Regions from separate parts of the Homo sapiens genome. Here region 2 is linked to region 1. Evidence: chromatin loops called from intact Hi-C (ENCODE). Cell type or tissue: dorsolateral prefrontal cortex. All regions are shown on one strand.

Evidence for each region. Hi-C counts contacts between places; a loop is a spot of excess contacts. Peaks named below come from ENCODE experiments on the same cell type or tissue, not always from the same donor. Only the 100,000 strongest peaks of a DNase experiment are listed, where the experiment ranks them.
Region 2: it touches region 1 in a loop (3-fold over the local background); 88 of 110 quality-filtered maps call a loop at or near these places.

The regions. Positions count from the first base shown.
Region 1 is chr10:122,431,763-122,439,762 of GRCh38, forward strand. It overlaps PLEKHA1 (pleckstrin homology domain containing A1), which reads left to right. Exons shown (of 12, transcript NM_001001974.4): 12 at 1-583. Among named protein-coding and RNA genes, the nearest start is that of MIR3941, 19 kb to the left of the region's middle. In dorsolateral prefrontal cortex, CTCF peaks have their summits at 3,656 (motif pointing left) and 3,856; no DNase peak of the experiment used is centred here; H3K27ac peaks cover 3,846 bases.
Region 2 is chr10:122,339,286-122,347,285 of GRCh38, forward strand. It overlaps the pseudogene RNU6-728P. Among named protein-coding and RNA genes, the nearest start is that of PLEKHA1, 31 kb to the right of the region's middle. In dorsolateral prefrontal cortex, CTCF peaks have their summits at 3,553 (motif pointing right) and 3,761; DNase peaks (open chromatin) are centred at 3,566 and 5,526; H3K27ac peaks cover 6,105 bases.

The sequences.
Region 1 (8,000 bases):
CATTTGAAAGTGATAGAATAAAGAGATTTTAATGAGTTATCACTTTTTCAGCTGATATATTCATTTTAATGGCTTTTTTGAAAGTTCCTTTTTCATGAACACACCCGAGAAATCTTAAATAGACACTTTGCAATATTTAAGAACCTAATGCTGTTTAATTTTGGTACAGCTTCCACATTGCATGTTCACTTTAGTATTTGCAATTTGATATATTTCATGGTGGCAAAATATTAGCTCTGTTTTGGGACATTTTAAAATAGAACTATCCTTGTTCGATAGCATAGGAAAATGTTCTGGTGATTGTCAGGGTCTCCTAATATTTATCTCAATTCTTTTATAAGTCTATGGAAATTATTTAATTATTTTAAAACGTACACACTTTTCTTGTAAATATGTCACATCTGAGTTCAAAAAAATTACTTTGAATACCTTAATATTTGCTGCATTTTTTTCCGTATATATAACATGTCTTCTTTCAGAATGGGAATATATGTGTGCCTCCCAACATTTACTGTTAAAGTGTGTTATCTTTATATGTCAAACTGGTTGAACACTGTAATGAGAATAAACTGCACAGAGTTTATTCTGACTTATTTCTCATTTTGTTTGGTTCAGCCCTTGTGTGATGAAGTAAATACAATGATTAGGGGTGTGTTTGGTTAATTGACTTCAGTTTACATATTTAAGGACAGAGTAATTATTTGGTCATCTTTGCAAGAATAAGAAACTTCAGATCTGTGAATTCTTAATGCATCCCTGCATGTGAAATTATAGAAGGAAAAATGATTTTTTTTTGATAGGGGAAAGAACTTGCTTATTTTTCTTAATTAAAAAACATGTTCTCAAAAGCAGAATTATCATATGTTAGCCTCAGAGCATCGTGTGGATCATCTGGGCTGCTCACAGTGCTCCATGATTATTTAGACGGCATGATGTAAGGCGGAAAGCAGAGGGCATCTTAATCTCCGGGTGGGCAGTTGAGATGCACTCAAAAAACTATGTCGGGTGTTAGAGGCTGCTCCTTGCAAACGTTCCCTATTGGTGATAAATATTCCACGTCTGTTGCGGTGAACACCATATACAGGGCCTAGTGCAGTGCTTGGTGCACTTGGTAAAGCTTAAATACTTCTCCAGTGAGGACAAGGCATTACTGTAGAATGTGTGAACTTCCCACATTAGAGAAAAGTGTATACCTATTTGTTAGATAAATTGTACTTTTGAATTTCTGGAATATTCTTTCCTTAAAGCAACTTGCCTTCAATGATTCGAGATACCTTCTTTTGCTTGTTGTGTCTAATCCATTGTCAGATCCTGCTGCTTTTCCCTGGCATGTTCATACCTTGTTCTCTGAAATTCAGCCGGGAATGACTTTGAACCAGTATGTCTGCTCACCTATTCATGTCCTGTTGGGGCTCTCCTGGACTACCCTATTCCTGTCATTGTGCAGAGTAGGTATCAAAGTAGACATCTTCATCTGTTGCCTTTTCCTGAAAAGCTGAATGACGACTTAAAGATCAGCTAGGCCAAGCCCCCACCATCAATGCTAACTGAGATAAATTGAGACCCCAGAAAGGAGGAGGATTTGCCTGGCCCATGGGGCACGTTAGCAACGAAGCTGTAACTGTTGGCTTCTCACTGTACTTGGGAGCATCATTAGGATCTGTGCCCAGGGTGTAGCTAGAGTAATCCAGCCAAATATACCAGGTTGCTTCCTAATAACCTATGGCATTCCGCACCTCCTCTCCAAAACACATAGGCTTAGTGTTCTTTTTTTTTTTCTCAGTCTTTTTCTGAAGGCCATTTGTTGTGTGAAATGGCTTTCTTCATCTTAGACCTTCAGATCTCTGTTGAATCAAGTGACTTGTGAATGTCTAGCCATGCAACAGCAGCTCACGTACTTCCTGTGTGTGTTCTAATATGCTGCTGCTACAAATGGATGGAATACATTGTCCTAGAATGCAAGGACCTTGAGGTTTGTGTCTGCGTTTCACCTGTTAGGTTTTCTGTAGTTCTGTTAGACGATGGATATGTTTATGTTTGATACCCCTTTATTGCAGCATGTTCAGCACTTTCAAAAAGGAGAGCATTTAGTATTTGGTTCTATTTAGGAAGGGCTTTTAATTATTTCCAAGAACTTATCTAGGTTTAGCAAATGAAGCTTTAATTTTTTTAGTATGTCCTACCTATTTTTCTGAAATATTATTTTCTTACCAAAAGTGCCATTGCGTGTGTAAGCCATGTTTTCTTGTTCACGCCAGCCATGGGAGGTGATAATAGCCTGGGTAACAATTTCAGTCATACTTGTCCAGGAGCCTGCTTCCTTGAAAGTGACTGATGTTCCGGTGTTCCTTTCTTTCCCATTGGGTCTTGGACACCTGATTGTTACCATGGTGTTTGTCCACTGCTGCTATGGTCTTGTTGATGCTGCTCCAAATATGTAGCTGTGTTTTCTGGATACATAATTTTTATTTAAAGCTTATTCCTGGACACATTTTGTCCATTTTTGAAAAGATCTAAACTAATTTGACTAGTAGAATTAGGCTAACAATACATGGTTCAAGGAAAAATACTGCCTTTTGTAATAAAAGTTTCTTCTTGCCTAGTGTCTCATTGGTCTGAATATAATGGCTGTCTTAGACCCGGCATCCTGGCGCCTGTCTTCAACTCTAGTTCTGCCGTATGTGACTTTAGGCAAGTGTGTGTGTTTCGGAACTTCATTTTCTACATTATATAAAATGGAATTGGATAAAAGCTACATCTGTCTTGGTAATTATTATTATTAACTGATGCAACTTTTTTTCCTTTGAAAAGTATTTTTTTTATTATTTAAGTTTTAGGGTACATGTGCACAATGTGCAGGTTAGTTACATATGTATACATGTGCCATGCTGGTGTGCTGCACCCATTAACTCGTCATTTAGCATTAGGTATATCTCCTAATGCTATCCCTCCCCCCTCCCCCCACCCCCCAACAGTCCCCAGAGTGTGATGTTCCCCTTCCTGTGTCCATGTGTTCTCATTGTTCAATTCCCATCTATGAGTGAGAACATGCGGTGTTTGGTTTTTTGTCCTTGCGATAGTTTACTGAGAATGATGATTTCCAATTTCATCCATGTCCCTACAAAGGACATGAACTCATCATTTTTTATGGCTGCATAGTATTCCATGGTGTATATGTGCCACATTTTCTTAATCCAGTCGATCATTGTTGGACATTTGGGAAAAGTATTTTTAATGTTTTTATCCTAAACCCAAAATAAGAAGGGAAAGCTGTAAACATTTTTGCTTTAACAAAAAGGAAATCCCTTTCTTAGCTTTTCTTTCACTTCTAGTTGCAGTTCAGGAATTTTCTGTAAGTGGTGCTTGTACCTTTATCAAAAGTTCTGTTAACAGTTGGTGAGGCAAGAAATATTTGTATCAAAAATGCAAAGATATGACAGCTTAATACCAGATCTCAGTGTTCAGAAGTTTAGTCCATATAGGATTTGTGTATGTTATCTATTTTTTAAATGATTAAATTGTATGTTTTAAACCTCAAGTAAGACACATGTTGAAAATATGGCTGAATTGAGGCTAGCATTTACAGTTTTGATTGATGAAATCTGTATTTTTTGATACATTTAATAGTGCCTTACTGTGGTATATTCATGTGGTAATAGCGCCACCTTCTGGTTATATCATTGCTAAATTTAAAATTTGGAAATTTGGAGTCTGTTTATTGCCTCCATCGTAGAAAATTAGATAAGATATGTGATTGCCTAGGATAGTTTTGAAATTAATATAAAATTCAAACTAACATTTACAAATTATAAATTTTTTATTTAGAGATGATTGTAGGTTCACATATAGTTGTAAGAAATAAAACTTTCCAAACTTTCAAAATGGGGAATATTTAGTATTTGGTCCTATTTGGAAAGAGCTTTAATTATTTCCAAGAACTTACCTGGGTTTAGAAAATGAAGTTTTGGTTTTTTAATTATGTCCTACCTGTCAATTTCTGTTTCTGTAAGAAATAATGTAGACCCACACGCCTGTAGTCCCAGCTATTCAGGAAGCTGAGGCAATTGGAACACTTGAGCTTAGGGGTTTGAGATCAGCCTGGGCAGAATAATGAGACACCATCTCAAAAAAAAAAAAAGAAAAGAAAAAGATATTGTGTACCCTTTACTCAGTTTCCCCCCAACAGCATCTTGAAAAACTAATACAATATTATAACCAAGATACTGACACTGATACAGTCAAGATGCAGAACAGTTCCATCATCACAAAGGCCCCTCTTTGTTGTTCTTTTTATAGTCACATCCATCTCCTATTCTGCAGGTTTGGAAGCAGACTTAGCCACTTGTCCAGAGTCAGATTAGGCTTGAAATGTATCTTTCTGATACCAAAGTTTGGGCTCTTAACACACTACTTCTACTGTCTCAGTAGAAGTCTTGAAAACTTCTCTTTTAAAATAGTACTTCCAGATTACTAAATGAGTTGAATTCAGTCTGTTTTCAACATTTCTAGAACCATACTATTTCAAATGACATATTATTTATACATACCTTTAAATTTAACATTTGAGAATCAATCATAGGTACGTATCAAATTACAACTTCCCTGAAAGATTTCAAGCCCTGACATTTGATAAATAAGGTTACCAGAATAAATAGTAAGTAACAGATTGAAATAGCTTTAAGATGCTGGATTCTTGCTTTGGAAACAGCTATAGGGCCTGGTTATAAAGATAATCACTTGGTATAGGCTAACAGGTTTTTTCCATGTGGAGAAGCTTTGACCTGATGGAGTTGGGTCAATTGGTGTCTTCAGTGTACGACATGCAGCACACAGGAGACCTAAGAAGACGACAAAGATGTCCACGAGGAATCTGCCGAAAGAAAATATAAAGTAATATGTGATAAAATCTAGCATGGAAAACTACGCATCAGAGACTGAGATGGCCCATGGGTGATGGTGTGGGTAAGATAAGTGTTGTGATGGAGAGGGCCTTTGGGGGGTCCCATGAGAGAAAAAGGTACTTCTAAGTAAAAGCCATGTGACTTTATAAATTTCTAAATGTTGATTCAGGGGTCCTAAGTGATGGAGAAAGTTTACATTGTTCTCTTAAGGCTCCATTGCCTCTTTCCCTCCCGAACTGTGGTATGTATACCTCTAATGCACGTTTTCTTTAGTGGGGAGGAAAGGAGGGGCTGTGGAGAACTTTCCATGGTCAGGAACTTACATCAGCCTTTTTTTTTTTTTTTTTTTTGCCTGTCTTTGGTACCTTATCTTCATGTTATGAATGTAACCTATTCCCTGTGGAAACATTTATTATTATTTCCAAATAGGGCCTTTGGTCCCAATGGCGTCTGTTTCTTTTTGACTTCTACATACGTCATGCTCACGGTCTTGGTTCGTATTGTCACTCATGCCATTTTTTCTTCCCATTTGCTTTTTGCCTGTCTAGTTTGAAGGTGGAAGATTTTCCGATGAATCAGATATGGCAAGTGAAAGGAAGTGAAGAATTAAGGGTAATGACAAGGTTTTCAGCCCGAACAACTAGAAGCCATGAACTGAGGTAGCAAAGATTGCAGGTAGAGCAGGTTTGATGGAAAAGATCATGATTGCAGTATTGGTTGCAGTATTGAGTGTTAGGGTTGACATGTCAGACATCCAAGTAGAAATGGCAGGCAGGCAGTTGGATATGCAAATTTGGAATTGAGAGAAATCATTATTGGAAATAAAAATGTGGGAGTCTTCAAAGTATTCGGTGCTATTGAAGGCTTTGAAACTGGATGAGATCATCTTTAGAGAGAATGAAGATGAAAGAAGAAAAGAGAACCATGGAATGAGCCCTGGGGCGCTCCAATATTAAGAGCTTTGGAAGAAGAGGAGGAAGTAGCCATGATGAATGAGAAGGTGTGACCACCACATCAACAGGATATCAAGAGTACGTTGTGTCTTAGAAGCCAAGTGAAGAAAATGAAGTGAGGAGGAGATCGGATGTTTCAAATTCTGCTCGCAGGTCAAGTTAAGAGGCAGCCTGAGAAATGCCCTTTGTGTTTGGCAACGTGGACAGTACAGATGTCATTGGTGATCTTGCCAGGGCCTGTTCTGATGGAGTGGTGGGGACAAATAGAACTCTTTTTGAGGCATTTTGCTGCAAGAGGACTGGAGAAAGGTGACGGTTGCTAGTAGCAAAAGTAGTCTTTTCTTCTTAAGACAGTGGCTTGGCCAGACACGGTGGTTCACGCCTGTAATCCCAGTTTTGGAGGTCTAGGTGGGAGAATAGCTTGAATCTAGGAGTTCAAGACCATCCTGGGCAACATGGCAAAATCCCATTTCTACAAAAAATACAAAAATTAGCAGGGTGTGGTGGCGTGCATCTGTAGTCCCAGCTACTTGGGAGGCTGAGGCGGGAGGATCACCTGAGCCTGGGGAGGTTGAGGCCACAGTGAGCTGTGATTGTGCCACTGCACTCTAGCCTGGGTGATAGAGTGAGTCACTGTCTCAAAAAACAAACAGAAAACAATAACAAAAGATGGTGGCTTATTTGTTGATGAAATGACCCAGTAGGAAAAGAAAGATTGATGATGTAGAAGAGTACAGAATTGTTGGAACAAGTCCTTGAGGAGGTGAGATGAGATGGAAGCTAGGGCACAAGTTGGCTTGACTTCTTCAAATGCACAGGTGTTTATCTGGGGTAGGAAGGCACAGTATGTGGTGCAGCCACTGGTTAAGTGGGTAGACGTGGAGGGGTAAGTCTCTGAAAGTCTCTGCCTTAGTCTCAGTAAACTAGGAAACAAAATTCGCAACTGCAAGTAAGGTGGGGAAAGGTGTGAAAGGCATGAGAGAATAGATGTCTAGGATTGGGGAGAAGGAATGGACTAGGGACATTTAGGATATTCTGAGCAGCACTGAAAACCCACTGAGCTCTGTGTGCATGAATGACAGTGTTCAATAACTGATAACTGTAGTCATTTTTGTCACGCTCCTGACTTCAGTGGAAAAGCCTCTAGTGCAGGCATGTCCAATCTTTTGGCTTCCCTGGGCCCCAGTGGAAGAAGAAGAATTGTCTTGGGTCATACATGAAATACACTAACATTAATGATAGCTGATGAGCTAAAAAAAAAAAAATCGCAAAAAAATCTCATAATGTTTTTAAGAAAGTTTACAAATCTGTGTTGGGCCGCATTCAAAGCCGTCCTGGGCCACATGCGGCCCGTGGGCTGTGGGTTGGACAAGCTTGCTCTAGTGGTTCCCCATGCTGCTGGCTTTTGGGCTGAGAAATATTTTATCAGGTTAAAGAAGTATCCAACTATTCATATTTTGTTGAGTTTTTTTCTTAAGAATGGTGATTGAATTTTGTTAAATATCTTCAATATGTCTGGAAATAATATTTTTATCCCTCTTTAATTTGGTGAAAGCTGTTAATCCAGTTCTCAATATTTAACCATCATTACATTTCTGGAATAAATCCCATTTGGTCAAGATATGTTATTTTAAAAATCTGCTAGATTTTGTTTGCTATTAGGGATTTTTGCATAAATATAAATGATACTGGTCTGCATTTTTCTTTTGTGTAGCTCTAGTCTTTGTAGGTTTTGTGGTGTTTTACTAGCTTCATAGAAAATACTTGAAAGGTTTTTTTTTTTTTTTAAATTTTAAGCTGTTACAGAACAGCTTCAAAAGAATTGGTATTCTAGGCTGGGCACAGTGGCTCACGCCTGTAATCCTAGCATTTTGGGAGGCCAAGGCATTTCTCAGGCTGGATCACCTGAGGTCAGGAGTTCGAGACTAGCCTGCTCAACATGGCGAAACCCTGTCTCTACTAAAAATACAAAAAATTAGCCAGGCATGGTGGCAGGTGCCTGTAATCCCAGCTACGTGGGAGGCTGAGGCAGGAGAATTGCTTGAACCCGGGAGGCAGAGGTTGCAGTAAGCTGAGATGGTGCCACTACACTCCAGCCTGGGTGACAAGAGTGAAACTCCATCTCAAAAAAAAAAAGTTGGTATTC
Region 2 (8,000 bases), 92 kb before region 1:
AGGCGCAAAGGAACTGGGTGTTGGGAGCCTGTTGGCAGGTTCTCCCCGCCCTTCCCCAAGCCCTGTTTCCCAGGCTGCCTCACCGGCTTGCTTCCGGCCATGTCCAGTCAATGAGAGGTGGAGATGGGAGCTTGGAAGAGAGAGAACAGGAGAGGCCTGGGTAGTTTGTACCCTCTGGGCTCAGAGGACGTTTTCCAGCAGTAACTGTGTCTCCTTCCTCCGCTGCCCAGCTTGTGCCCCAGCTCATGCCCATAGCCTCCTGCCAGGGTTTCAGCACCCATCAAAGGTCCCTGCTTCTGGTTCTGATACCACCTCGTCCCTGTGTCCCTCCAGGCTCTGGGGCAGTGAGGACTTCCTTCACTGCAGTCTCTGGGTCGTCTCATTCCCTGCTTAGCTTCTTGAGTTTTACTTCATCTGGGAACCAGTTCTCTGTATTATATTGATTGTTTGAAACCCCTAGACTAGTTTATGTTTCCAGGTTAGTCCCTAATGTAAAGGGTTTTGATGAGTTGGCAGATGTGGCTCAGTGGGGTGGATGATTGGATAACACAGCCTCAATGATTCTTCCCATCCCTGCCGGGCGGGGTCTAGGGTGAGGCAAGCGAGGCACTTGCTCGGGCATATAACCTAAAGGGGCACCGAAATACTTAGTAATACAGATAAATAGTATTTTGATTCAATGTTTTAAAAAACCAAAATCAACCCACACAAATTTATGATAGAGCTTGGTGAATTGTCATGAGGTGAACACACCCATATAACCAGCACCCAGATCAAAAACAAAAAGAACATAACCAGCACCCCAGACACCCCCAGTGGACCCCCCAAGGTGAATACAACACCGACGTCCATCTCCATGAATTAGTTTGGCCCTTTAGTTTGAATATCTTGCAAACAATCTGACAGTGCACACTCTTTCATGCCTGCACGCTTTTGTTCAACATCACATTTAAGAGATTCATCCAGGTTTTCACCGGGAGATGTAGTTTATTTTCAAATAACATGATGGTTTCACTTTTTTACTTTTTAAAAACTAAACGTTACTTCAATAAAATAATACATGTTGTCACAGAAAAGGGAGAAAATACAAAGAAGAAAATCAAACAGCCTGGGACTGCTGACACTGAGATGTTTGGTAGGCGACCTTCCAGGAGGAATTTTAGGTGCATTTATAGTTTTCTTTCCATTTAAAATGGGATTTGCAGTTCAGAGCCTCATTCTTCTCTTGAGAGAGCTAAACAGGATGGCAGGGTGTAGTGGCTCATGCCTGTAATCCCAACACTTTGGGATGCTGAGGTGGGTGGATCCCTCGAGCCCAGGAGTTCAAGACCAGCTTGGGCAACATGGTGAAACCCCATCTCTACAAAAGATATAAAACTCAGCCGGGCATGGTGGTGGGCAGCTGTAGTCCCAGCTACTTGAGAGGCTGGGGTGGGAGGATCATTTGAGCCCAGGCAGTTGAGGCTGCAGTGAGCTGCGGTTGTGCCACTGCACTCCAGCCTGGGCAACAGAGCAAAACCCTGTCTCAATTAAAAAAAAAAAAAAAAGAAAAAAAAAAAGCAGGGAATGCGGGGGAAGTTAAACAGGATAACAGGATGATTTCTTTCATAGCGAGCACAGTGTTTGCGGAGGAAGGAGATGGTGTATTTGTTTCACCTTCAAATTGCGGGGCATCAGAAAAGTCACTTGTCACTTACCTTCCATGACTGTCATTTTCTTATCTTTAAAAGGGACATAAACTTACCCCTCTGCCTCCCTCTCAGGGGCTGTGAGCCCCGCAGGCAGCACTGTATGTAAGGCCTCTTTATGGACCAGTCCCTGTGCAGACGCCTGGGGGCTTGGTGTTACTGGCTCAAGAAAAAATGCAACCTTGTGGCATTTTACCACAGTTCTGTAGGATAACAGGGATGACAAGAACTAAAAACACTGACAAGCAAATCTGCAGATGTCTAAGAGAGGAGAGGTTGTTTGGAAGCGTCTCTGAAACATGAATGATTGCCCGGTCTCTAGGGGAAACAACGGTTAGGTATTTGAAATACGTAAACTCATGCGCCAGGAGTTTGCAAGAGTGGGAGAAACTTGCCAAGGAGCGATGCCAAAAATGTGTCTGTAAGGTGAGCAGTAAAGCAGAGTGGGGAATGTTAGGGAGGGGCTGGGGCGGGCAGGAGGAAGGCAGCCCCAAAACCTGCGGGGGGCTGGGGTGGCAGGAGGAAGGCAGCCCCAAAAGGAAAAGGGAAGGATTGAAGGATTGGGCTGCCTCCCCTTCCTCTTGGGCAACAGGAAGGTACTAGAGACAGTAGGACTTGGAGTGTCAGGGAGGGGCCCTGTGATGTCATTTCCACCTCCTAATTGTACAAGGGGGAAATGGAGCCCCAGCAAGGTGGAGTAATGATTCTGGTGGGAAAATGCTTGGTAAGCACCGTCTCACTGAATCCTCCCGACCCCATGAAGTAGGTGTATTTTCCATGTCTGATAAGAAGGAAGCTGAGGCCGGGCATGGTGGCTCACACCTGTAATCTCAGTACTTTGGGAGGCCAAGGTGGGTGGATCACCTGAGGTTAAGAGTTCAAGACCAGCCTGGCCAACATGGTGAAACCCTGTCTCTACTAAAAATACAAAAATTAGCTGGGTTTGGTGATGCATGTCTGTGATCCCGGCTACTTGGGAGGCTGAGGTGGGAGGATTGCTTGAACCAGGAAGGTGGAGGTTGCAGTGACCTGAGATTGCACCACTGCACTCCAGTCTGGGCCCAGAGAAAGTAAATTTATTCATCCAAGTCTCCTCAGTGTGGCAGAGTTGGGAGTCCAGCTCAGGCCTGGCCACAGGCCTATCTGTTTCTATTTCCCCTGATGGCCCACTGAGAAGAGTGGAAATGTTTTAGGGTGTTTCATTCAAGTATTTCTTGAACACCTATCTGTTCAAAAGCAATGCGCACGGAGCATATGCTACGCGCCTGGCTGCGGTGTGCAGGGTGTGCCTCATATGATATCTCATTCGATTATGATGGGGACTTGAGCAGGGGCAAGGGTGGGAGAGTGGCACGTACCTGGGCCTGGAAGGATGGGGGGCTGTCCTTGTAGGTGGGGATGGAGGGAAACGGTACACAGGTGGTGTTCCAGCCTCATGGCTCTAGGACTGAATATGCATCTGAATTACCTGGGACTTTGTGCTTGCGCAGATCCTGGGCCCCGGCTGAGAGAGGCTGATTTTGAAGTCTGAGAGACACTCAGAAATCTGCACTATAACAGGCTTCCTGGGGGATGCTGATGCAGGGTGTCTGTGGATCACATCCAGAAACTGATCTGTGTGTCAATTCCACAGCAGGGTTTCTTACTGTGCTCCATACACCCAATTGTCTTCCTTACCCAGTGCCAAAACAAAATCCAAACAATAACAAAAAACCTGTGAATTGATTTCACCACACTGGCTGATTCGAAACAAAGCAAAACTGATTTCCTAGAATATGAAATAAACAGAACTTAGTAATGAGGCCCCTCCTGTGGGTGAGCCATAATTCACAGTCCACCCCTTTCCACTAGGGGGCATGGTCCACCTCAAAAATTTTAGTGGCAAAAATTTGCAACCTAAAAACTCGTTTTACAGCAGGGAGTCCCCTTGCTTTGTGGTTGAAAGTGGAGCTGTTCGTCCTGGGAGAGGCTCTGTTTATCCAAACATCCACAGTATGCACATCATAAAATCTCTGAACTTGAGAAGTGTTAGTCTTGAGACAAAAAAATCTTAAAATAATTTTACAAGCTTTTCTTACAAGGGAGAAATTCGTAGAGATTCAAGGGAGAACTTGAATTTTAAAGCCCAAAGTCCCAATGCCCAAAGCAGTGGCCATGAGCACTGGTTAACGAAACCTCTTATGTGCCATGTCTGAAACGCCTCGTTCACTTCTCCTGATGCCCTTCTGGCTCACCTCCTAGCCGCTCACCTCCTATCCCCTCCCCTCCAACGGGGGAGATGGCCCTGGACTCATTTGGTGCACACCAAGTCTTTCGGGTTCTAGAGTACAACTGACCTGGGTTTGAGTCTCAGCGCTGCCCCTTATCAGCTGTATGGCCTTAGGCAAGCCATCTAACCTCTCTGAGCCTCAGAGACTGATCTGAGATAGGCAATCAAACTCATGGTAAAAATTAAATAAGTTGATGTTTTTTGTAAAGCACCTACCACATAATACGTGCTTTATACAATTTATTCCTTATTTTTTCACCCTTATTGCTTGGAGTCAGGGAGTACTTGTTGAAGGTCAAAATGGTTGCTGTGCGATCTTGGGACAGTCCCTTTTCTTTCTCTGGGCCTATTTCCCTTTATGCAAAATGAAAAGGTTGACCCAGGTGCTCTCTGCAGTCTTTCCAGCTGCAATCATCAGATTCTCAAATTCTGTGAATACGAAAGAACAGATGTGAGTTGTTGAGCCTGTGAACCAGAAGGAGGAGGATCTGGGGAAAGGAACTGTCTTATTTTCCCGTGGGCTCATCAGAATGGGAATGAATTGGAAAGAGTAGGAGAAGGTTTTTCCTCGCCCCTCTTTATAGGGTTTTGCATCCGGGAGACTGGAGCATCTTGTAATACCGGGGAGGAGAGAGTTTGTTCTTGCTCTTGTAAGCCTAGGCTACTGTTTGGGGTTCGCCATGCTGTTGGGGAGAAGAGTGAGCTTCCCAGGGATGACCTGGGTACCAGAAGTCCCAGGCCCTGCTTGCACACGGGGGTAGGTGTAGGATATGGGGAATTGGGCCTCTGGGCCCTGAGGCCTTGAGAGCTGGCGGGTATAGAAGGAGGTTCTCCTGGAGGAGAGAGAGACAGAAGAAACCTCTGTGAGACAGACCCTGAGGGCAGCACCAGCCAACTGAACTTTCCGCAATGATGGGAATGTCCCACATCTGCTCCATCCGATGTGGTATCTGATGTGGTATCCGATGTGGTATCCGATGTAGCCGTTAGTCATGCGTGGCCTTTGAGCACTTCAAATGGGGTTGGAGCTAACTGAGAAACTGAGTTTTCAATTTTATTTCATTTTAATTAATTTAAATTTAAATTGCCATAAGCTTAAGTAGAAGAAGCAAGGTAACGACAGCACCCAACATGAAACCAGAACTGGATGCTTCCTGGCTTTGCAGACTCTCTAGGGTTCCGAGCCTCTCAGTCTCTTCCCAGGCCCCCGATGAGTGGAGCCTCAGTGGCAGGCTGTGCCCATGCCTGTGGCTCAGCCTGAGGCCACCTCAGACTTCTTTCTGGAGAAAGTCGTGCTGTGGAACAGGAAGGTTCCCATGCTGGGGAAGCGGAGTTCAGCTCTGTATTGATATTATTCTTATCTTGCTCCTTCTACTTGCGCTAACCACTTAAATTTAAATAAATGAAAATGAAATAAAATTTAAAATTTCACTCTTTGTCACTCTAGCCATGTTTCTTTCTTCCTTTTTTTTTTTTTAACTCCTCCTTGCAGAGGAGCACTAACTCACAGGCGGTGTGCCCAGAGTCGGCCAAGCCGCGTTTCAAGTGCTCCGTGGACTCAATGGCTAGTGGCTGCCCTGTGGGCTTGGCAGATGTGGGACAAAGGGCTCCTATGGCTGCTCCTCATGACTTTGAGCTCTGTGACTTTGAATGAGTCATGTGACCTTTGTGCTTTCATTCCTTGACTTTACTCACACCACAGATTTACAGTGAGCTGCTGCAGGCCAGGCTTCGGGTGAGGTTGTGAAGGTGAACAAAACACACAGTCTCCGCCATCTCAGAGCCTACAGTGTGTGGGGAAAGACAGTTATTAGTGGAATATGCACTAAAGAATGCCTGTGTGCCCTGAAGAGCACAGTTGCCTGGAGCACTGTTTCCAGAGAGCATAAAGCAAAGAAAGCTGACCTAGATCCTGGTGTGGGGATCAAGGCCCAAGGAGAGCCCTCCCAGGGGAAGCAACGCTTACACAGAGAGCTGAAGTCGGAGTGGGAATTGAAACAGGTTTAGGTGAGGATGTAGAGAAACGACTACTCATATGCTGCTAGTGGGAGGGTGAAATGGTGCAGCTGCTTTGGAAAACTGGTGGCTCCTCAAACAATTAACGTACAGTACCATGTGACCCAGCAATTCTCACCTCTAGTTACATACCCCAGAGAAAATGAAAATATATGCCCTCCCAGAAACGTGAACACGAATGTTCGTAGCAGTATTATTCACAACAGGCAAAACATGGAAATTAGCCAGGAGCGATGGCGTGCACCTGCAAAAGGGGTGAGGCGCCTGTAGAAAGGGGGTTGGCTCATGCCTGTAGTCCCAGCTGCTTGGGAGGCTGAGGTGGGAGGATCACTTGAGCCCAGGAAGTGGAGTCTGCAGTGACCCATGATCACACTACTGGACTCCAGCCTGGGTGACAGAATGAGACCGTCCTTTACAAAAAATAAAATAAAATGCTCACTTTGGTAGCAGATATACTAAAATTGGAATGATACAGAGATTAGCATCACCCCTGCAAAAAGATGACATACAAATTTGTGAAATGTTCCATGTTTTTAATAAATTTTTTAAATTAAAAAAAAAGTAAAAGAAAAAGAAAAAAAGAGAAATGGAAACAACCTAAATGTCCATCAGTGGATGCATGGATAAACAAAGTGTGGTCTATCCATGCAATAGAACATTACTCAGCCCTAAAAAGGAATGTAGGACTGGCACGTGCTACATGGATAAACCTTAAAAAGATCATGCTAAGTGAAAGAAGGCAGTCACAGAAAAACACGTATTATATAACTCCATTCATACGAAATGTCCAGAGGAGGAATGTCTACAGACAGAAAGTAGATTCGTGGTTGCTTAGGGCTGGAAGATAAGAGGATGGCCACTAAAGGGCACAGGGTTTCCATTTCAGGTGATGAAAATGTTTTAAAATTGAACAATGGTGATGGCTGGACAACTCTGTGAATATGCTGGAAACCACTAAACTGTACACTTAAGTGGGCGAATTGTATGATACATTAATTCTATCTCAATAAAACTGGGGCTTTTTTGAAAAAAAAAAAAAAGGAGGAATTGGGGGCTCAGGAGAAGATTCAAGCCCAGACAACATGTGAAAGTGAGCCTGGTACCTTTAAAAAACACGGGAGAAGGCCCCAGTGGGCAGAGCCAGCAGAGCCAGCAGCAGAGGCTGGAGATGTGGGCAGCTGGGACATCCCTGGATTTTGGTCTCTTTCTCAAGACCACCTAGTATTCAAGAGTTTCAGGCCTGGGGCCACCCTGATGAAACCTGGGTTTTGAAAAAGTTTTTCTAGATGCTGTTTGTCAGCAGAGGTGAGGGGGGCTTGGGAAAGAATGCCAGGTGTCAACATGGTGTGGGATGTGTTGTGGGTGAGCAATGACTATCTGGACCAGTGATGCAGGGGTAAAAGAATTTACCAAGACAGTTGTAGATAATGAAAGGCAAATTTACTAGAGAAAGTATGAAACTATGTAGTGAGAAGGCAATGGGCAGGCCAGCAGAAGAGGAGCTGACTGCAAGGAAACAAAGGCTGGCTGGAGATTTTATAGAATAATGCTTATGCTATATGCCGAAGAGGGCTTTGTGCAATACTAATAATGCAAGGTTGCAGTGAGCCAACTTGCAGGTGTCTGGTGATAAGCTGGGTGCACGAGGGGTACCTGTTCTGGGCCATGAAGAAAGGCAGATTTGCGGCTTACCTGCCTCTTCTTTTTGCTTTCCTTTGCTCCCACCAGCCTGACTCCTTTTCCCTAATTAGGACTCCACAGGAGGACAGGCTGGGAGAAATGTAGAGCCCCTGCCCTGTCCCAGAGAGGGAGGGAGGATCCCTTAACTTCCCTGCATGATTCCTCAACTTGCCCTGGTCCTGAGTTACCACTGAGGGGTGTGACTGTGGCCCCTTGGGGCAGAAAGCTCCTCTGCTATCACATATCACAAAGTGGTTGCACCAGTTTGTTTAAAGGCACACATTCCCAAAGGACACTGGCTGGTGGCAGTATAAATTGGCACTGCCTTTCTGAGATCAGTGTGGCAG